3 separate regions of the Mus musculus genome follow, and all the other regions are linked to region 2. Evidence: chromatin loops called from intact Hi-C (ENCODE). Cell type or tissue: left cerebral cortex. All regions are shown on one strand. Links, peaks and the distances in the headings refer to the core of each region. The heading gives the core; the rest is flanking DNA.

The links. Hi-C counts contacts between places; a loop is a spot of excess contacts. Peaks named below come from ENCODE experiments on the same cell type or tissue, not always from the same donor. Only the 100,000 strongest peaks of a DNase experiment are listed, where the experiment ranks them.
Region 1: it touches region 2 in a loop (10-fold over the local background); 4 of 42 quality-filtered maps call a loop at or near these places.
Region 3: it touches region 2 in a loop (4-fold over the local background); 2 of 42 quality-filtered maps call a loop at or near these places.

Annotation. Positions count from the first base shown.
Region 1 is chr16:42,744,861-42,752,326 of GRCm38, reverse strand. All of the region lies in intron 1 of 4932412D23Rik (RIKEN cDNA 4932412D23 gene), which reads left to right. Among named protein-coding and RNA genes, the nearest start is that of Gm29960, 96 kb to the right of the region's middle. In left cerebral cortex, for the core only: no CTCF peak of the experiment used is centred there; DNase peaks (open chromatin) are centred at 3,462, 3,979 and 5,865; H3K27ac peaks cover 3,168 bases.
Region 2 is chr16:42,604,604-42,612,069 of GRCm38, reverse strand. No RefSeq gene overlaps it. Among named protein-coding and RNA genes, the nearest start is that of Gm29960, 44 kb to the left of the region's middle. In left cerebral cortex, for the core only: no CTCF peak of the experiment used is centred there; DNase peaks (open chromatin) are centred at 3,525, 4,098, 4,598, 4,685 and 1 more place.
Region 3 is chr16:42,439,597-42,447,062 of GRCm38, reverse strand. No RefSeq gene overlaps it. Among named protein-coding and RNA genes, the nearest start is that of Gap43, 100 kb to the right of the region's middle. In left cerebral cortex, for the core only: no CTCF peak of the experiment used is centred there; DNase peaks (open chromatin) are centred at 3,311, 3,392, 3,667, 3,919 and 4 more places; H3K4me3 peaks cover 775 bases; H3K27ac peaks cover 1,593 bases.

The DNA of each region.
Region 1 (7,466 bases), core at 1,508-6,507, 140 kb before region 2:
AGGCTCTTTGACATAGGACTGGAACAAATTTAGAAAATAAAATTGTCAGGGAAGATATCAAATATACATACAAATAGACAATACCTTATTCACTATCCATAAACCGTGTTCCAGCTTCAATAAGTATCAGTACCTTGTTAACCTTCCTTAATCTCTTGCTCCTATGTTTTCTTTAAAATATTATCTGTGAGTCAAGCTCCAGTCATCATATAGTTTTTTTTTATTCAAAAACATTTCAGTGTGTGTCTGTACATGTTTTAGCATTAAGAAAAAAAGATATAACCATTTTTATCATATCAAATAATCCTAACACCGACTTCATGATAGTCTTAATATTTGTCCATGTTTTAATTCCTGGTTGTTTAAAAAGTGGCCTTTTAGAACTGACTTGTTTGAATTAGGAGCCAAAAATGTGAACTGGTCTATTTTAATAACTGAAAGGGAACGGCAAGTTATGAGCTCTGTCTGAGATGTCATTAAAGAGCCGTAGAGGCAGATTTGACAGAACATAGTTCAAAGTAAGGATTAGAGAAAAATAAACTGTTTCATGTTTATGCCCCCACAGAGATCAGACTCTTCAATAAACTGGTTATACAATGATGAGCAAAATATGTTCTATGCTTAGGGTAGGAAGGAATGCACAGCCTCGGGTGATAATGACCTTTAACCTTTTGGGAGTTGTGAACTCCTTTGATGTTTTATAGATTCATTTTTCCTACATTTCCCATAACAACACATGGAAGTTTTTAATTCAAGTTAAGTTTTTAAATGTACAAGACTCATCTTGAGGTCAGTGAGAACAGAATTAAGTCCTGGTCTTAGAGAGAAGGAAGATGGTGTGTAAATGAATGATCGAATCCAAAGTGCTAAGTTATAGCGAGACATACATCAAGTAGTAGCAGAAAACAGGGTAAGAAGCTGACCTGTTGTTTCATGGAGAATGGCATTGAAAGCAGTTTGACATTTTGATTAAGAGTTAACCAATCAAAGATGCTGACCAGAGCTGCCATGCCAACAGTTGGGTATGACGGGAGATGATGCTAAAAGGACAGCTTGGCCAAGAGGTCAAAGGCCAAAGGGACTATATGAAGGAGTTAAGTTGAAATTGTTTCCATTGTCACGGGATTCAAAGGGGTGAGGGACATGGTCAAATGTTCATTTACGAAAGTTCAGTGGAGCAACAATGTATGGGGGAATTACTAATAAGGATACTGGACAGCGGAGCCTGGAGGGCAACTAGCACAATAAAGAAGTTAATACTGACAAGGTCTAGAGTACAACTTTATATCAAAGGTTCTGCTAGACTGACTGGCCACCAAAACCCCAGGGAGGCTCATGACTCAGCCTCATTAGGACTAGAATCTCTCTCTCTCTCTCTCTCTCTCTCTCTCTCTCTCTCTCTCTCCCTCCATCTCTCTCTCTCTATCTATCTATCTATCTATCTATCTATCTATCTATCTATCTATCTATCTATCTATCTATCTCACTGTGCCTGGATTTTTATGTGCGTGTTGGGGATCCAACTCTGATCCTTGTACATGTGTGGCAAGCACTATGCAGACTAAGCCATCTCCCCAGCCCCAGTGACCAAGATTTTATTGTCCAAGACTTAACCCAAGATTTTATATTTGAAAACAAAAAACTATGTAATGAGCCTGATCTCACCCCCAAACTGTTGCTGCCTCTAGACACAAATTTTGTGTTACCCATTCCTTGCCTCAGACAGTTTCATAGCTTCCCATTTCCTTAAGACAAAAACCCAAATTTGCCCTTTCCTGCCCAAGTTATTGCTATTACTCAGCGTAGACATTGATAATTCCAGAGGCTTTTTCATAACTCCTCAGGGCCCTGTCTCAGTGATATGCAAAGCAACATCATTAGCCTTTATTTCCTGCATTTCCCTCGACTAAGCAGCTCACTGCCAAGCCACTGGCATTGTTTGCTGATTCAGAAGACAAGGGTTCTGTGGAATGGAACTGAAGGCCTACTGTGTATCAGGAAATTAGATATGGATTAATCTTCAGTGAGGAGAAATCTAAGTAAGAGTTCAAAATTGCTCTTATCATAATTACATCTTGTGTTTTCAAAGGTCAAAATGCTAACCAAGCCTTCTTTTCAGGTCTGGAATAATCATGGTTCTAACTGTTTTTCTTAGCTTCATTAGCTAGTTTTCAGTGGCAGCAAAATGACCATTTGTGTGTGTGTGTGTGTGTGTGTGTGTGTGTGTGTGTGAGTGTGTGTAGCAGTTTCTGGCTGATGTTCATTTTCCAAAAGACTGTCTCTTTAACCTCAGTTGGATTTTCCTGCCTAAGAATGAGATGGGAGACTCTAAATTAAGCATCTAAAATGAAGGTGAGAAAGACAGCAGGGTATCTGAGTGAGAGAAAAACAATGTATAATTTTACCTTAGAAATGCGAGGTGTGAAGTCAGCAGAAGAACAGGTCATGGAGTCATGTTAGGACTGTGATATGCTGTTGGGACACATCTTATGAAATGTGTTAATCTAATGCTAGGCACACCCTGAAAGCCTGCCAGTCCAAAATGATGCTCTATCTTCAAGGGACTTGAAGAGCTTTGCATTTCTTAGAAGCATTGATCAATGTAAGTGCAGGTCGATAAAGGTTTTGTGTTTGCATTTAAATGCTAATCAATCACATTTTATTAAAAATTTAAGGCTAGGGTGAGAATGGAAAAGGTATGAGACTGTGCTTATGACAACAAAGTCAAACCGAGGTCCATTCTGAAATGACTTGGAAGCCTCTGGATGGTTGGAATGTTGGGCACCCATTCAAACAACAGATACGGCAGGTGGCAATGATATCCTGGGATTGGATTGAGACTAATGAGTGTTAATTGACAGGTCTCTACTCTGTCTTTTCAAAAGTCTGGGCAAATCAGCATGTGTTCAAGCTTTTCATTAATCATCCCCCAAATAGTTATAGGAATAAGGATTATAATCTTAAATGTTTTCAATACAATTTGAAAGGATACACTTAAAATTATAGTGACATAAACATAATTTAAGACCTACTATTTTAGCTAATTTTAAGATTACAGATTTGACATTTAGAGCCTTGACATTGCTCCATCTGTCCAGCCCTGGGGATACCTCAATCTACTTTTCCCACTATGTATTTGACTATCTAGATATATCATACAAAGCAGACTCATACAAGATTCATTTTTTTGGTAATTAGCTCATTTCACTTAGCACCATTTCCTTTAGTTTTACCTATAGTGTTGTATTTATCAAAATCATTTGCAAGGTTGAATAAAAGACTGTTGTATGTACGTGCCATGATTTATTTATCCATTTGGATGGCTTCCATCTTCTAGCTATTGTGCACAACTGCTAAAATGAACACGGGTGCATACCACCTGCTGGAGTCCCTTCTTTCCAATTCTTTTGCATATATAAGCGGAAACGGGATGGAAGGATTATGTAACTCTGCGTTCAGTTTTTGGAGGAGCCCTGTGCTTCTATCCAGAGCATCTGTTCCACTTTACATTCCCATAAGCAACCTGTAAGTGTTCCAGAAAGGATTAAAAAAAAAAAACCCAAAAGTTAAAAGAAAAACAGTAGGACATGCTGAGTAGGAAAGATGAGCTACAAAATGCAGAGTGGAAGAAAGTGCCTCTTCCCTTTCAATTGACAGAAACAAGAGCTCCCAAGTAGTGGGCCTTGTTTTTGCTGACCTAAGATCTGGATGTATGAACGCTGGGTCTTGGGAATGAGGGGGCACCCATAGACTGGAATAGACCCTCTCAGTCATTCCAGGGTGCTTTCCAAAGTGATTATTTTTTATGTATATGAAAAGGGTTATGAAACAATGTTCTAAAACCACAGAGATAAAGTAGGCATTAAAAGCAGGAGATATAAAGAAATAAAATACTCATTCAACAAAAACTAGTATTTTTTTCTTCTTCTTAGTTTTTTGTTTGAATACCTGGAGCTCTGGCTGGCTTGGAGCTCACTATGTAGACAGGCTGCTTCTAGTTCACAGATACTTACCAGCCTCTGTCTTATGAGTGTTGGCAGGAAAGGCCTGCACCACCATGGCTGGTCTGAAAGTGTGTTGTAGACACCTGGGTGTTAGGTCATAGTACAAGGACATCTAGGATGTTCTGTAGAGCAAACAACAACTAAAAATATTGAAGTGTATTTTTAGAGGGGTTCGTGTGTGTGTGTGTGTGTGTAGTACTGAGGACCATATGCAGGGTCCCTGAGTGTGAGGCAAACTATTTACTGTTGAGCTGCTACTACTCAATCCAGGCTCTGGTTTTTTTGTTGGTGAGGGAGCAGTAAGTCAACAGAATACAACATGAAAGAGAATCTGCTGGGAGAAAGGCAAGCAACGCGGTATTTTATGTGTGTCCTAGGTACTAGCCTAGGGTTTTAGGATTTGAACACAAAATCCCCCTCTGAACTCATTTGATTGTTCCTACTATGGAGGTCTAAAGAAGTGTCTGTTTCTCCCTGTGTTGGGGATATACCTACTCTGGGTAACTTGGGCAAGTTGGCAGACAAATGAACCCTCTGGACTACAATGGAACTATTTGCTAAAAATGTATACTTGCATTCTATGGACCAAGTATCAGGATTTAAAATTATCATTTGAATTGCAATTATAAAAACAAAACCAAATGGTGAATACTCAGCATGCCATTCTGAGGACTTCTTCCTGTTCCAGAGCCTGGGTTTGCCTTCCCCTTTGTTTCTTATCCTCTCTGAACCCTAAGGCTATTTCTAATGAGAATGCTTATCACACAGCATTTTGGTGTCCACTCACTTACCCACCTCGGTCACTTGACTCTAACTATCCCAGAGGAAGATGCTGTAGCCAGAAATGGTTCTAAGATGAATAAGTGGTTGAGCACAAAGAGAGCTAGAAAGCAACGAAAAGCGTTTGCATAAAGAGCTGAGATAGAATAATTCTGAGACGTTGTTCTGGAAGAGTAGACGTTAAATCTTCATTGTTGGGGTTTCTGACAGCTATTGGCATGAGGGGCAGGGTTCTATTGGCTGTTGCACTGTAACATTTTCCAAAGTAACCTTTTAGATCCTTTTCCTAAGGTCTCTCTGCCTTCCCCTGGATAATCAATACATAGATGAATCTGAAGGCTGCAGCTGTCTGAGTTTATTGTGCTGTTGTTACGCTTCGTATTTAATGATTCTAGTCTTCTGAGTGCATCCAGGAAATGATTCTGTACTCTATCTGGATCCTGTTCTTATTAGCATGGCCATCTTTCTTTCTTTCTTTCTTTCTTTCTTTCTTTCTTTCTTTCTTTCTTTCTTTCTTTCTTTCCTTCCTTCCTTCCTTCCTTCCTTCCTTCCTTCCTTCCTTCCTTCTTTCTTTCTTTCTTTCTTTCTTTCTTTCTTTCTTTTGTAAGGTGATTGTGTATTTTATATACTTATACCTATCTATGGCGTTTGACTACTGAAGGGTGGAAAGATGGCCCCCTTTTGACTTTTCTGGCTTTAAGCAGAAGTAAGATTATCAAGCCAAGAAAGTATATCCTAGAGGAATTCAGGGGTACGTGAATAAATAGTGTACTTTGGTGATAAACATTTGGAAGTGAAGTACTGTAAAAGCATATACATTCTGGTGGAAGAAGATGGGAGGTTTCTTTTTGACTCACTGCGGCTGTATTTTAATCTAACTAAAATTCTGGCATGCACAGGAAATCCCCAAAGCAAAGTGCCAGATGTCTTTTCAGGATCCTAGAGACATGGGATTCAGTGGGATTCGTTGCTAAGAAGATGATTCCCCCCTTCCATTCTTCACACTGATCTGACACCCGAGCGACAGGGAATTGATGTAAGCAGAGCAGGGATCTAACAATGTCAACTGTGCTGACATCATCCTAGCTGTGCAGGGCTGATGAGAATTTAGAACATCAAACACCCTCCGAAGGGCAGCGACCAGGTGTGACTCATTTCCCTGGAGAAGCCAGGGAGGAAGAGAGAGGGCAGGATTACTTCACACTGACACACGCTGCCTTTCAAACAGAGCTATCTGACTAGCTTTTCTGAGAACAGGAAAACATTCTTCTGTCTGTCTCCTCACTTCCCACCGGAAGCACTTTATATTCCAGTCTACCCAGCTTGCTATGCAGTAGAGTACTTTGACATCGTAATGTATGAAAATACACGTTCTCAGGATCATGAGGTTTTCTATTACATAAATCCAGCTATGAGAACGATTCAAAGGGTTTTGCTAGTCTCTTTTTCTCTCCCAGTGACATCAGGTGAGCTGTGCAGACACCACTGAAATAAAGAGAAGCTGAACAAAAGAGCACAGAATAGAGCTGCTGACACTGCTCTGCTGTTGCTAAATGAGGATAGCATTGCAGGTCCCTAACCGATTCTGCTGCTTAGATGGAAGGGGGAGGAAGTGGGCACAGTCAATGCTCAACAATTACTTCTTAGATAAATAATATAAAGAGCCTGTACATTTATGCATGGGTGCCAATATGCAGGCTACTATCTACTTTATGTCATTGGTTATTTGTCAGTTGGTTTGAAGAGTGAATAGATACTGAATCCAACAATATCTTCTGGTGTTAAGGTACAGTTTCCAAAATCTCTTCTTCGCAGAGAACGTTTCATTAGAACATTTGAGATGGGACAATTGAGCCAGTAAAGACTGTACATCAAAGCAGTCAAAATGCCCTCCAGTCGGATTAGTGTGTAATAGCAATTCAGGAGGTATAGTGAGCTGAATTATGATTGTGTCTCTTCAAAATGATCCCAGTGTGTCTTGACATTTTGTGGAATATTAGCTTATCTATTTCTTGAGTCAGTCACAACACAAGCAAACCAGGGACAATGCTTGTTGTTACCCTGCACTTGATACTTAAAATGCCAGTTATTCTCCCTCTTACTGTGCATGTTTAGAAAATGGCATATGCGGGACAGATCGTGAAGCATACTGGAATCAATGGGCATTGGCTGTGATTGGTATAGGTCGAACAGCACCAAATGCTGCATTACAGATCTGTAGGATGTTACTTGCACAATACAGATGCTTGTGAGGAAATAAGATGGGTGGCTTTTTAAGAAATATATATATATATATAATGATATAATGAATTCCAGGTTATTATAAGGTACTAAATCAATTTGTAAGGGAGATAAATTAAGCTAGCATGTTCCTAGAAAGAATCCTAAGTTTAGGAAGCAGATGTTGAGATGGGTAGGAAAAGAATTACATTTCACTTCTTATGCTTTGAGACCTACTTGGTAAAGATTTTCTCCGTGTGTTATGTCTCTGATCACTATTTTGGATATGGTAAGGCTGAGATTCGTGCAATAGTTAACAGTGCTGTTTCCTGGTGGTCGTTGATAATGAAGATCTATTGCATGGCTATTTTTGAAGTGGCTCTTAGAATCTTCTAGAATACACGAGAAGGGCTTCTCCACGTGTTGGAAGAGGTGTGATCATAGTAATCTTGGGATCACTAT
Region 2 (7,466 bases), core at 1,630-6,629:
TGTCATCCTTGCCTGGCTTTTTAACTACCCCCTCCCATTCAAAGGAAAGAGGGCTTGATGAGAAACTGGTCCATGATAATGGAGACCAGGATGTGTTTCAGCATGAATTTGCACCAAAAAAGCAAAAATGTGCTCGAACACTGATAAAAAAAACATATTTAAAAACAAACAAAAACCACACATCTAGAAGCAAGGTTGAAGGAGGAATTTCTCCTGGCTAAATTTGGGACATCTGGAATATCAAAACCAACTGGGAGAATGAATTATAAGCCGTGTATTGTTCAAAATGCATGCTCATAACGGTACCAACAATACTGGAGATGAATGGAGAGAAGAAAGATATATTCATCTCTACAGAGAATCATAAAAGCAGAAATAATGGAAAATTATAATTTTCTAGGTCTGTTGATCAAAATTACAATAATTGATTCAAATAAATCATCAAAGCATGCTAAAACTATTGAATAAAATATTGGTCCTAGGCTAGGACACATCATTTTTATAGTGTTTGCTTAGCATGTACTAGGCCCAGATTCAGCCTCAGCACTGCACAGAAAAGTCTTTAGAATTATCTATTTTCAAAATATATATATATATATATATATATATATATATATATATATATAATTTAGAGAAAGGCTATAGCAGTAGAGGAACCAGGCAGCATTACTTGAGCCCCTTGATTAGATTTCCAATCACCACATTTGACAAAGGAGTAACACACGCTACCTGATATACAAGGATGGACATAATGTCTCACTGAAAATGTTTAATCATATTCTAGTCACAATGAAGTGATGAAATAAATCCAAACTGACAAGTATTTGGTAAAACAAGTATTCTTTTAAAAAAAGACAAAGACAGCTAAGACACTGCTAAAATGTTGCTAAAGAGACAGAGCAAGTAAACATGCTGACTTCTTGGCTGGTCCTCAGATTTTCAAAAAAGTTATCAGAAGACATTATTGGGACAACTTGGTAAATTAATAAAAAAGTCATAGAACAATATACATCAGTTATAATTTTCTGAAAATGATACATTCTGTGAAAAAAATATAACAACCCTGTTCTCATGAAAACTACAACATAATATTTAGGAATAAAGGATTCTGTTTGTCATTTAATAGTTCAAAATAAAGTTGGGGAATAAAGGGAAATGAATCAGACAAAATCAACTACTGAATCTAAGTAAATAGTAGCATGTGCTGGTGTTATTACTATTCTGTCCTTTTGGGTGTTTAAAAAAAGTCAAAATAAAAAAAAATTGGCTTCAAGGTATTCTTGGTTACAATCAACATTATTACCAGAATAGGGATAGACATGTGCTTGTTAATAACCACATTGCTTAGTTACTTACTGTCTACGGTTGCCTTTATCCCATCCCCCACACCTCTCAAGACGTGCTTAGGTCCCATAGCACCATAGCAGAGGAGATAGCTGGGAACATAGCGAGTGTTCTCTGTCTTACCATCTCAGAGGGATATGCCCCCACTTCAAGCAGGTCTCCCGAGAGCTAATGGCCAACAGAAAATGATTGCAATCCTGGGATAAGATCATTTTTTTATGATAGTGATTTGTTACACTAGTTTGCCATTTGTCTGCTGCTTCCTTGTTAATCCAATAATCTATATGAGAAAAGCAATTTGACTTACCCTCTTCCCATCTGCTGCCCATCATCCAATCTATATCTTAACTATGAGTGATTTATTAGTGGCGTCTGTGCATCTCTATCCCACTGGCAGCCCCCTCTTCAAGGCTCCTACTTGGATGCACTCCCTGAGTGTGTTAGAAGGCAAACTCAGCACGAAGATTAAAAGCAACAAAGGAATAGTAAGCTGCAGTTCCAGGGGTGGTTCATCTCAAACGATTAAAATTTATGTACATGTGTGTGTTAAGAAAGTCCTTTGCTGAGCTAGTCTTGAGAATGTTTGAAACTAGGATGTTTTTCATCATAACCTTGATTTCCTTAGCAGGCTGGAATTAGTTATGGGCTCCAGTGGCCCAACACAATGTTGTTCTTCTCAACTGAAGCTCCTGGATGTCCATTCATATGGACTGGACCATAGTCTGTTTCCAAAGACCATGAGCAGAGATCAAAGAGTAGGTAGCTATGGGGTAAAATGTGCCAGAGTTTACCTAAAGAAGGGACTCAGTCCTCAAAAGTGTGAGTCTTAGTCTCTGCACGTCAGAATATTTCCCATGGTTGCCATGGTTCCTTTATCTCAAGTCACCCTGGTCTACTCAGAAACAGTGGCCCTAAGATGACACTCCCAGAGAAGGAACCCATGATCTTGGCCAGGGAGAGGGTGCATAGCAGTGGCTGGCTGTCTTCTGTGAACTGGCCGTGCCTTTTGCTGAGATTTTTATCTGTAGAAACGTGCTGCACCTGGCCCAACCCAAAACTGTGTTAATGAGAGATGCATGGATATGGATGAACTCACAGGGCCCACCTTTACACTGTCTATGTGAGAGCTTCTATGAAGGAAGTGTCCACACTGGATGGCGGTTAAGTCATTGGCTAACTTTGAACTCTTTGCAAGTTTCTATTTCTCTGCCTTATGGCAAACTTATCTATTGTTTGTATCTCAGCTGTTTCTTTAACATGGGACTGCTGTTGCACGTTTATTATTTGCAATCTCCATTTCTCAATGTACTCGAGTTTTAATTCCATATTGATACTCTCATTCCCATAAGCAACATTTTTTTTCTCATGTCCTCAGAGTTCTGAGAACTCCTCTTGCTTTGAATTGGCCTTTATATCTGGGCTTGTTTGGCTGTTTCTAAACTTCCATCCATGAATATTCCTCTATTGTTACCTGAGACAGGGACTCTCTCCACTCCCTGCTGAGTCAGTGACACATTGTGCCATTCAAGAGCGGTTTCTTGAGCTGATGGATTTTAGGGAATAGAAAGCGAAAGCAGGCAATCAGACAATCCAGACAATAGGTTCTTTCTACCTGTAAAGCTCCATCACTTTCATTCCAAAATCACCTTATGTTGTCATCTTGTAAGTAACCTAGCTGTGTGCTGTGCGAGGCGATAGTTCTGAACCCCACGCATTCCATTTTTGAAGTGACTACAGGTTGAGATTTTGCACAGCAATTGGTATAAGTAGTTTGTCCTCATGAACTAAATGCCTGTTGTCAAGGATAGGAGCTGTCCGGCTACAGTCCTACTTGCCTTGCAGTTTCAGCACTGTATTCAGAAAGTGTTCAATCATTGCTTGGGAAACTTTGTAATGACAATATTACTTTTTTTTGTTTGTCTTTTTTTTTTTTTTTTTTTTTTTTTTTTTTTTGCTATGGTTTCTTTTCCTTGAGTCATTTTTTTTTTCAGAACTACATTATGAAACCATTTCTTCTGTCCAAGAGTTGCATTTCTCTATAGAGAAATCATCTTCCTCCATCTTTTGCTTAATTAGCAGACTTTCTTGGTACTTCTCTCCCTTCTCTCTGACAGTTTCCCACTATTGTCTGTTTGCAGCTGTTCACAGTTGAGAAACTGAGTAGACATGTTAATGTGTGCCCGGTGTGTGGGAAGAGCACCTTGTGTTTCTCCTGGACTGGCCAGGCAGCCTGTTCCGACTTAGTCTTTCTAAAATAAGCTTTTCTTGGCAGCCGGGGGGGGGGGCTGGGTTATTTGCAGTTTCATTCTGTGGAGGAAGTTCTTGCTTGCACTAGTGATCCGTGTTTCTATTTAGGCACACACAAACACTCGGAAGCTCCAAAATGCCTCTTGTCTACACTGTGCATCAAATGCCAGAGTCAACCTTGCTCGTGAACTTGTCCAAATGACTGGGAGCCAGCTTATGGCTTATGTTACAGGCTCTCTCTCTCTCTCTCTCTCTCTCTCTCTCTCTCTCTCTCTGTCTCTCTCTCTCTCTCTGTCTCTGTCTCTCTGTCTCTCTCATTCTCTCTGTCTCAATTTATTAAATTTTTCTTTATTTACATTTCAATGTTTCCTCATTTCCCCTCAGAAAACCCTCTATCCCTTCTCCCATCGCCCTACTCCCCAACCCATCCACTCTTGCTTCCCTGTCCTGGCATTCTCCTAGACTGGGGCACAGAGCCTTCACAGGACCAAGGGCCTCTCCTAACATTGATGTTTGACAAAGCATCTGCTACATATGCGGCTGGAGCCATGGGGCCCTCCATGTGTACTCTTTGGTTGGTGATTTAGTCCCAGTGAACTCTGGGGGGTACTGGTTGGTTCATATTGTTGTTCCTCCTATGGGGTTGCAAACCCCTTCATCAGTAAGCTCCACTACTGCTTTCTGGTCTGCTTCCATCTCTTTCTATGTGTTTCTCAGTTGTACTCTAACTATTAAGAGACACTGTGCCATGAAATAGATTGCAGTCTTTGCAATTGTCTTTAGAATTATGCCCAAGATGAAATATTTCCATTTGGGAATGTTGACCACTTTGACATTGTTTATTTATTCTCCCCAGAGGCTTTGAGACAATGATATTGACAGCCAAGAGAGGTTACAGAGGTGTCTGCATTTCTGCTTGTCTAGGATGACAGTCTGAGGCACCGATCTGAGATTCTCATTCTGAGGCATGTGTTTCACGGAGTAGGAGGAAATCAAGCTAGTTAATCCGCCTTCGATATGTTTTGCAGCTGTTAGGACTTCATGACCTTTCCACAAAGACACAGAGGATCTCACTGATCAGAGAGCAAGCTGGAGGGGACAGGCTGGAGGCCTGGAGAGATACCAGGCTTTGAACAAGATGCAAGGTGATTGCCAACTGTCTTGTTAATGTGGGCAGTGTCTCAGTGAGCACAACATCTTTTAGTTTCCCAGTCTAGCTTAGGAATTTCCATTTTTCCCCCAGGATATTCAAAAGTATAGGAACTTGGAAGATGAGTGCTTAATGGGAGAGGCAGGGCAAACTCTTTGTGTGTGATTTTTGAAACATAACTATTTTGTTCATTGAAGATGAGGAGAGCTTATAGAAGAAGCTGAAATTGTCCAGTTTCTTTTCACTTGGCAAGTGAAAACACAGAACAGTCCTTCCTGGAGAAGGAAGGAATGATGGAAGGACTACATTACACTGTTGTTTTTTTGTTTTTGTTTTTAATATTCATACGCTGCTTTTTTGGCCAAGGTAGTCTTATCCCAAGAAAGAAACAAAGCTTTGTGCAAGGGTAATACTTGCCATCTTCCCAAGGCAGTTCTGTCCAGAAATAGGATAATAGTGCTAACCTTCAACTGAATCTCATTACTGTTAAATGGGATATATTCAATTTGAAAACATATTCAAACTGAAGGCATCAATTTGATGTGCTCTAGGAGCTGTGGGCTTCCTCCTTCTCTTATGATGCTACATCCCGTATCTTCCCTGAATTTTACCCTGCAACTCAGTTATATAACTGCTCCCCTAAGTAACTCTTCTGGTTAAATTGCGGGTCGGTGATGGGCAGATGCTCTATCATTTGCCTCAGCTGCAGGAGGTCTTTGTTAAGAGAGCCATGAGAAGAGCAACTTTTAAAGCTACTCTTTAAAAGGATTTGAAAATATGTGCAGAATAATTAGCCACATCTGGTAATCAGTAGGTAATCCAATAATTTAGACATAGAAAACAAACAAGATATTATTGAGTGGAGTAGGCTGATGTTTCTAAGGGGAACACATCCCTTTACACTGAAGAAGACCATCCTGGCTAGAAATATCAGGCTATGTTGATTTCTTTGTATTACTATTGATTTTGCTCACAGACTGTGAAACTAGATACAGATGGTTGGCTCAATAACTATTCCAGTTTGTCTATGATGTAGGCTAATCTGTAGAAAATATGGAGGGAGAAATCTTGAGAATACATACCAGATCAGATTAGAGTAGATATTTGCACACTGCCCGATGAGGGTGTGAACGTGCTGACTCTGGTATTGCCAATAGAACCGAGGTAGAAATATCAACAAATGTCTCCTCTTTTTTTGATATCTCTTTAGCTCTGGCCCAGTTTCTCTTTGATCCATTATCTAAACAAGTATGTGGTTTCCCCTTGAGAGCATCTCTTGGGGACTGTTTAGAAATGGACCTCCCCAGGTTCCACTCCAGATGTGTTGAATCAGACAATCTGAGTGCAGGGGTCTATGAAAGTGGTTTAGGAATCATTGACTCTGATGTGTGCCAATCGAGATCTACAACCCTAACGCCAAGACTGTGTTTTGCAGACTAGCAGCAAGGAGTCCCTAACACAGATTCTTCAGCCCTTTCTGCACAACCTACATTTTCACCAGATTCCAGGGGTTTCTCAGGCAAACTAAAGTTTGAGATGCACTGAACTATGTCCTTATTCATAGGTCAGTTTGGCTTACAGCTCACCTACCTGCCAGAACTTCAGCTCCTATGAAAGGCCCCTTGATACTACAACCAATGACCTCAGATCATGACCCACAATGGCTGTTCAGTCCCTGCATCTTATTACACATCTCTACTGCATTTCATAGAGGTACTCACTCCCCCCTTAGACCATAGCTTATTTTTGTGAAAACATCAAATATTGCTTCTCTGGCCCCTTTATAGTTGCTGTTCCCTCTTTGAATGTCAGAAACTTCCTTCAAGGATTCTGTCTTCACCTCATGGTTTTTGGTTTGTATATTCTTTCTGAGCTCATACATTACTGACCTACAAATGTCAGTCATTCTCTGCTACCTAATTATGGGGTATATAGAAATATCTTGCAGGCATCATAAACTAGACATTCAAAAATATTCCAAGTTAGCATTGTTCTACATTCAGCTTCTTCCTACTTTAATAGTTTTTTCCATTGAGTTGGTGTTTACCCAAACTTGAAGGTTACAATTTCTATTCTTTTATTTTTTTATTTAAATGTTTTATTTTTAAAATTAGCTTACAGAGCAACAGGTTTCTACATGGCTTTCCATAATACTCTATTATGATTGATTCCCTCTCCATCTCCCCACTCTGTCTTCTTTTCTTATTATTTGCCCTCATTATTCCTTCTACTTAGGCCTTCTGTAGGGAATGAAGTAGAACTTAAAGCCTCCTTCTTTTCCCTCCAGTTTCAAGGACTCCTCTCTAGTTTCCCAGGTTTTACCCATATTTACTATTACACAGATATACATATTTAAGAGTATAGTCTAGAATGAGCACATAGAAATGATATAGAATATTTGTCTTTCTGAGTCAGGATTACCTTGCTTCAAACAATGTTTTACAGTTCCATTCAGTTTCTTGCAAATTTCATGTTTTTCTTTATGGTTGAATAAAATTCACACACACACACAGACACACACACACACACACACACACACACACACACACAAATATATATTACATTATCTATCCATCAATTGATGAACATCTAGGTTGCTTCCATTTTCTACCTTGTTTAAAATGAACAGCTATAAACAAAAATGTGTAAATATCTCTGTGGCAACATGTAGTCTTTCAAGCATATACACAAAAGCGATATAGTAGGATCACACTATATTTCTATT
Region 3 (7,466 bases), core at 1,384-6,383, 160 kb after region 2:
AAAGTTTTATACAGAAGGACGTGTTCAAAAATGTCAAAGGATGCTAGCAAGGAAGTAGAAGCTGACTGGTAAATGTCATCTGAAATTGGCAATTTGAAGGTAATATTGAACTTTGTCGTGATAGTTTTGCACTGTGAAGAGGACAGAAATAAATTCTAGTGGGGAGCTAAGGAAATGCCTGGTGAGGAGATGGAGATAGTATGGGCTACTTCTTGTAAACAACACATAGAAAAACTTGTCCATCAAAGGAAAAGACAGACTCAGTGATAAGAGAGGCAAGTGGTTGATGAGGTGGCACCATATTTAAGATAGAAAAAAACACTATGTGGTAGGCAGAATAATTCCCAAAGGGATGTAGTGGGTGTAATTAAATTGATGTTTGAAATGGAGATGCTGATCTGCACTACCTAGGTGTACACCGTGGACACAGACATCTTTAAAAGAAGGCAAAGAGGATAAGATCAGGAAAGGAGATGGGACAACGGAGATTGGAGTGATGCTGTTGCTGGTTAGGGATTCTAGAGGGCGGAGAGTCAAAGTACACCGGCATGCTCTAAAACCACCACAGATGCCTTGGTTCTGATCCAGTGAAACCTCTGATGCCCTTCTAGATATGTAACATAGTAAAGTTATATTGTTTTCAGCAAATACATTTTTGTTCATTTGCTGCAGCTGTGACAGAGACCAACAAACAAACAAACAAAAATATATTTGAGTATGCCAAGGGAGAGGGCTCCAAGGGAGGAGGAAGCGACATCTTTCCCACTGCAAGGGGAAAACTCACATCTCTATCAATAGAGAAAAGCAAAACAATTTTATCTAACTAAAGTTGCACAACATACTAGGAACTTCAGAAGAGAAGACACAAAGTTCCAGAACAAACTGTTTCAGTGGACCCAGAAATATGACTGAAGAGCAAAGGCCATGCAAGACCTACTGACAGTAAACTGGGGAAGCCAGCAGAGGTCTGTTTGTAGTCTTCTACTGAACCTTCAGGTCGATGACAGAACTCACTCTGGAAAAGGGCTTTGAGACCTCCGGAAGAGGCAGACCATGACAGGATCATGCTTCAGGACAGATGGGTTTGAGTAAGAGCGTCAAGGTGCCGTTCTGGACTTAGAGAGCCAGATATGAATGAAGGTGTCTATCAATCAGGAGAAGGGGTAACAGAGTCCTGGAGGTACAAGGAGTTTTCTCCATGCCTTCAGGTCAGGTGGGGGTGGGGGGCTATGCACTAAATTCTCATGTACAGCTCTGTCTGCGGCATGGGGTGATGCAGAGTGTACATGAAAAGAAAATGGAGTAGCCGGTAGCAAAGACTTCGTTCTCTTGTTCGTTTTAAATGCTTTTAAAAAATGCTTTGCTTTTATGAGAAGTGTAGTCGGGACTTCATTGTAAAGTCATCCCTAAACAATCTCCATATTTAACAGACCTCTGTTGGATGCTGACAGACTAGGGGCCATAGACCTGGACCTTGAGATTTCTTGTTTGGTTCCAAGGTCTCCTCTGAACGGTGTTAAACTGAAATAAAAATTGAGAGAGAATCTGAACCCTTAGCTCCTTTTATCTTAACTCATACCACTCTGCCTAAATTCTCTCCCCTCCTCATCAGATTCACGTTAATCAGGAGACCTCTTTTTTCTTGCAGCTCCCTAAGGCCCTGCTTCACCTAGAAGAGAGAACCTGGCTCCAGGATGCAGGAAACTGCTTCTGGTTTCCATGGAGACCCTGTTTGAAGTCAATGGCTGCTCCAGGAGGGAGGGAAACCAGGACTTTTGTATTTAAAGGATGGAGAGTCTGGGAAGGAGGAGGGTTAAGAAAAGGGAGTAAGGCAGGCCGATAGTGAGGCTGATCCAGCCTGTGTTCGAGGTTTCAAACAGAGGAACAGGAAAGTTCAGCTAGGTTATTCAAGCGCCTTCCACTTTGAGGATGAATCAAAACGGAAGCTCTGGGGGTGGGGGAGGTGGTGAGGGCTGCTTATTGCGCATGTGAGAAATACCCTGCAAAGGCTCCTTTCTGATATCAGTATGTAGGGGACTGAATTACTTAGGCAGCTGGAAGTCCCTGTCCTTGTGGGTGGCTCCTTCCCAAGCAGCTTGAGAGTTTTCTCTTCTCCCCAAGTCAATTCTTAAAGGTTCCTACTGCCATGAGGGGGCTGAGCCCTCTCCTTCCTTCTTCCGCACCTCCCCCCCCCAGAGGGTAACTAAATACAAACCTTGGCTAAAGGCTTTCCAAAGCTTCACGCTTCAGATTAACTGCTATTTATTTGCCTTGTCTCTGTCTACCAAGAGACAGGGGGCAGGATGGGGGGAGGTACTCTGGCGGAATACACGCTAAAATTGAATTGCATGAGGATTCAGATGACGTCATCTTGGATAAAGGTCTGACCCAGTGAATGTTAAATGTAGCTGAGCGACTAAATCCTTTGAGAGAATCAGTAGCGAAGACCTCTCTGAAAGGACCATGCCTCTTGTTTAAAATATTAAGCATGTGGCTCAGATGATCTCTGGCTGCAATTCCCAGGGCGCTGGTGGAATCTCGGTTTTCTGCTATAATCACTTGAACATTGCTTACTGCCCTAGATAACTGCAGTCATGTGACGCTTGCACACACACACACACACACACACACACACACACACACACAAGAGGCGGGGCGGGGTTTGAATAAAAGAAAAGAAAGAAAGCCATCACAAGTTATCAGTGTCTGCCAATTTTAGGGAATGAAACCATGTCAGTTCAAAAACACTTTCTGAGGTGTGCTGCAGTCTGAATGTGCCTAAGGAGTAAGGGGTGGTTTTTCCTTCAAGGTCCTTATATTTGGATGGGAACAGCAGTAGTCATAAGCATGCAGAGGAGCTGGGTAGAAGTCATTAATGAGCCGGGCTTTTAATCCCAGCACTTGGGAGGCAGAGGCAGGCAGATTTCTGAATTCGAGGCCAGCCTGGTCTACAGAGTGAGTTCCAGGACAGTCAGGGCTACACAGAGAAACCCTGTTTCGAAAAACCAACCAAACAAACAAACAAAAAACAAAAACAAACACAAAAACAAACAAACCAAAAAACCAAAAAAAAAAAAAAAAAACAACCAAACAAAAAAAACCCAAACAAACAAAAAAAAGAAGTCATTAATGATATGGGAACTCCAAGGAAAGGTTAAATTGATAAAGAATAAAGGCAACTCAATTTACATAGGCACCTTGGAGTTCCCAGAACTCACACTGGTTGGCCCACAGCAGCCTATAATTCTAGCACAAGGATATACATTTATATTTCAACATTCTTATAAAGTAAAGCATGTGTTGAAGATGAGGAAGCAGTATATACGTATGGAAGACTTTGCAGATCTCTTGGAACAAGGCAACACTAAAATAAAAGAACCATTCGTGCTCGACAGAGCTTGTCTTTAGAGGAGGGATGGTGTAGAAATGAAGAGGTGACTCCCACAATGCAACTGAAGATGCTTTTCGATTTCAAAAAAAATACCTGTCATTTACAGTCGGAGTTGAATGCATTAGCCTTGTAGTTTTTGCTCACAAATTGAGGAAAGTTTTGGAATAAGTTAAGGTACGTGGAAGGCAAGGGCTATTTCTTGGCTTGAATTTAGGAGGAAAATATCGAAAGGAAAAGGAATTAGAGGAGAGCAGTTATTTCTAGATGAATAAGAAAAGACATATGTGCTCAAATTAGTCATGGTTTCTGTGTCACGAAAATGTTAGTTACCAAGGTTTTGTTTCCAGCCCTGTTTGCTAAGGGACATACCTATAATAAAAACATCTCCAAAGAGTTTTGGCAATGCAGCTGAATATTAACGATTTGGGGATAAAAAACTCATAAAAGCACAGAATACCACAAGTCAGCTCCTTTTAATCGTTTTTTTTTTTTTTTTTTTTTTTTTCATTCTTAGTCATATGGCTGTCTGCAGATTCCTCAGACTTCCAGTTTACTTAAGGGCTCGCTGGCAAGGTTCTAAATCACAGCATAACCCCTCTGGCTTCCCAATCTCAAATAGGCACCCGCACACACTCATCTCAGTGAACTTGGATGCTCTTACATAGTATGTGCCAGGGATTTTTTTTCTAATTAGCTGTCAATATTGCGTGATGGCATCTAGAAATGACTACAATAATAAGGTGAGTGGTGACTAATTGACAGCGTTAGTAGAGGAAGCAGAGAAGACAAAATATAAACTAATGGAGACCACAAGTACCAAACAAAAGGAAGTTAGAGACTAAAGCAGAAGGAGTGAAGAAAAGATGAAGGGAAAAGGGAAAGAGAGCAGAGCATGTGATCGCTAGGCCATGACGCACAGTGATTGACTTCTGGGTTTAAGATAGAACTTTTGAGAGTTAGAAGGGACCCGGTAACCATCCAGTCATTCTCTCATTTCACAGTTGACAAAGAGCCAAAAGGACGCTAAAGTTGACTAGAGATGAAGCCAACCTTGGGTGCAGGTTTCTGACCATGGCCTGCTTTGTAACATCACTATGTCATTTCCTCTTTCGGAATGGTTGACTGAATCCAAAGTTCCCTTGGAACGTAAATACGTTCCCACTTTCCACTGAGCACAACATATATAATTGTCTTGTTTCTTCCTAGCTTACAAGGTGTTATAGTTTACTTCACCCTTGTACCGATTCTGAAAAAAAGTATCAACTATAAAATGGCCCACTTGGGACTCACCTAGTAGATACCGATTTCCTCTTTTTTTTTTTTTTTTTTTTTTGGTTTTTCAAGACAGGGTTCCTCTGTGTGGCTCTGGTTGTCCTGGAACTCACTTTGTAGACCAGGCTGGCCTCAAACTCAGAAATCTGCCTGCCTCTGCCTCCTGAGTGCTGGGATTATAAATTCTGGTGAGATGAATGCAAAGTGAAAAAAACTGTACTGTTGAAAGAAAGATGAAATTTCAAGACCTGTAAGTCATATAAAGTACTCAGAAATTGCTGGTTGCTTGTGAGCCTAGAGGCTGCCTGGGGCTGAGAAAAAAGAAAAACAAACCTGGGAACAGCTTAATCTTAAAGATAAAGAGGAATGTGAAGACATAAGAGGGCTATCTAAACTGGAGTCAACAACTCACAGAACTCTGACACCCTGCACGTACATGTAATTTTTTTGCTGAAGTTTGAATAAGCCAATAGTGTGTCGCTATGCTGAATTCCACACCCCTAAGCCCCTTACCTCATAAAAACCCCTAGCTTCCGAGCCTCGTGGCCGACATCCATTATCTCCTGTGTGGGATGCATGTAGGTCCGGAGCTCCATAATTAAACGACCTCATGTAATTACATCAAGATGGTCCTTCGTGATTTTTTGGGTGCATGCCGAATCGGGAATTGAGTGGAGGGTTTCCCCACTAGGTTCTATCACTGCTCTTACTCTTTTGTGCTTTGCTATTTTGAAGAATTCATTGTAATTTAAAAACAATAAATAAAATCTGAGGCCAGAAAGATAGCTCAGTGGGTAAAGGTGCTTGATGAAACACCGGATCACCTGAGTTTGATCCCTCGTTACCACAGAGGGGAAAGAAAGAACCAATTTATTCGAGCAGTCATCTGACTTCGACATGTACACTGGGGCATGTGTGCAGTATCCCTCAGGCACACCAAATAAATAAAAAAAAGAAGAAGAAGAAGAAGAACAATGTAAAGAAAATGGAAGGAAAATGGACAACCTGACAGCATAGCTTTGGCAAAAAAAAAAAAAAAAAAAAAGAAAGAAAAGTTAAGAAAAAGAAGTCATGGCATGGAGAGAAGAAAAAAAATGCAGCATTATTCAATCAGTGATGACTGAATTTGCACTGTTTTAAACTCTTAGCACAGAATAACACTACTTCTAGTTGCTTTTGTAATGTGTGTTGGTATTTCGAAAAAGTTCTCTTTGAAGCTGATGAAGAGGGTTCCCAGAAGACAATGTGGGTATGATGTTGGGGAAATGAGTTGCCCCTCTCGACTATGAACTCACTTTCAGAGCCCAGCCACTCCAGGCAGGATAGCTTCAATCACCCTGCCATCCAGTCATAGCTGACACGTCTTGGCAGCTGGCCTGCCCCTAATGGAATGTGTCCTGCAGCTGGGAATTAGGTCATCAGTAATTCACTTAATAGCATTTTATGAGCTGGGCTCTGACACAAAAGAGCGATCTGGCCTTACCAGCAGGAACTTTCATTGAAATGAAGAGAAGAAAGAAGTTGATGCCATTGTGAACAATCAGATTCCATTTCCAGAAAGCAGTGAAGGAGGGTCAGAAACATGGCTGTTTCTTCAGCCTCTCTGTTATCAGGACAGGTATGTGATCTTAGGCAAGCCACTGCTTGTTTTTGGACCCCAGTTCTTTCAAGGTTTGATCAGACTTTAACCTTGTGTGGAAGTCCCAGGATTTTTTAGGTCTTTTCATTGATGGTGTTCCAGAAAGCAACTACCTCAACTAAGTTCAGACAAAGAAAGCCCTGACTTGTATAATTGACTAATTTGCCTGGTGTAAGTATTCCCAATATGGCTGATTTCTGGTTACCAGTGGTATAACAACTAATTATGAAACCTGAATATTGACTATTTTGCTTGAATGAGCTGATATGAGTAACTTCAGTGTATCAGTAAATTTCCCCAGCTAGAAAGAGCTTTATGAATAAATATGGTTCTATATGTACACACATTACTACATTCTCTACATACTATATGATGTATGTGTATGTGTGTTCTTTCCTGATTCTACTCCACATACCACACTTTGATGTCTTCTTACACATACAGAATCCTCAGTAGAAAAGTGTCCATCCTAATACAGCTCTTGATTCAAATTTCCAAGTTTGCCACCAGAGTCCTGATGTTCCCAGGATGTGTAAGCAGCCACTAGCCTCTTATTTTCTTCTGACCTGTAGGACCCAACAACTTTCCTCTTAAAAAAAAAAAAACCAATATATTTCTCATGGATTATTCAGAAGGTCCACTGTTATACAGGGCGTGCAAGTTAGAAACAAATCACTACAGTCCTTTCTCCTTTTAACATTTTTACTGATGTGAGAGAAGAGTGTCTTAGACTTTGGAAATTTAGTGCACAATATCTTCTTACTCAAGATATATAGAGGGATTAGTGCTGAAGATAACACCTGGAATAATGACGGGAAAATGATATAGTTAGATTTGGAGCAGCCCCTCAGGTAAGGGATACGTACAAAAACTATTCAATTGATAGTTATCCACAAAACATTTACTATATAGACTGAGCCAGCACTGCAAGCTATTGTGAAACCCCAGAGCAGGCATGAGCCTTCAACTTCAACTTGGGAAGATAAGCTTAACATGCACAAATTAATGAGAATCAGTTAAAACACTTTATAGTTAAGTGTTTAATGATGTGACACAAATTATAAATGAAACAGGAGTTCAGAGGAAACAGTCATCTGAAGCAAGCCTTGTCCAATTAATGGAATGACAGCACTATAGGGTAGAAGATACCCATGATGTTGGGGT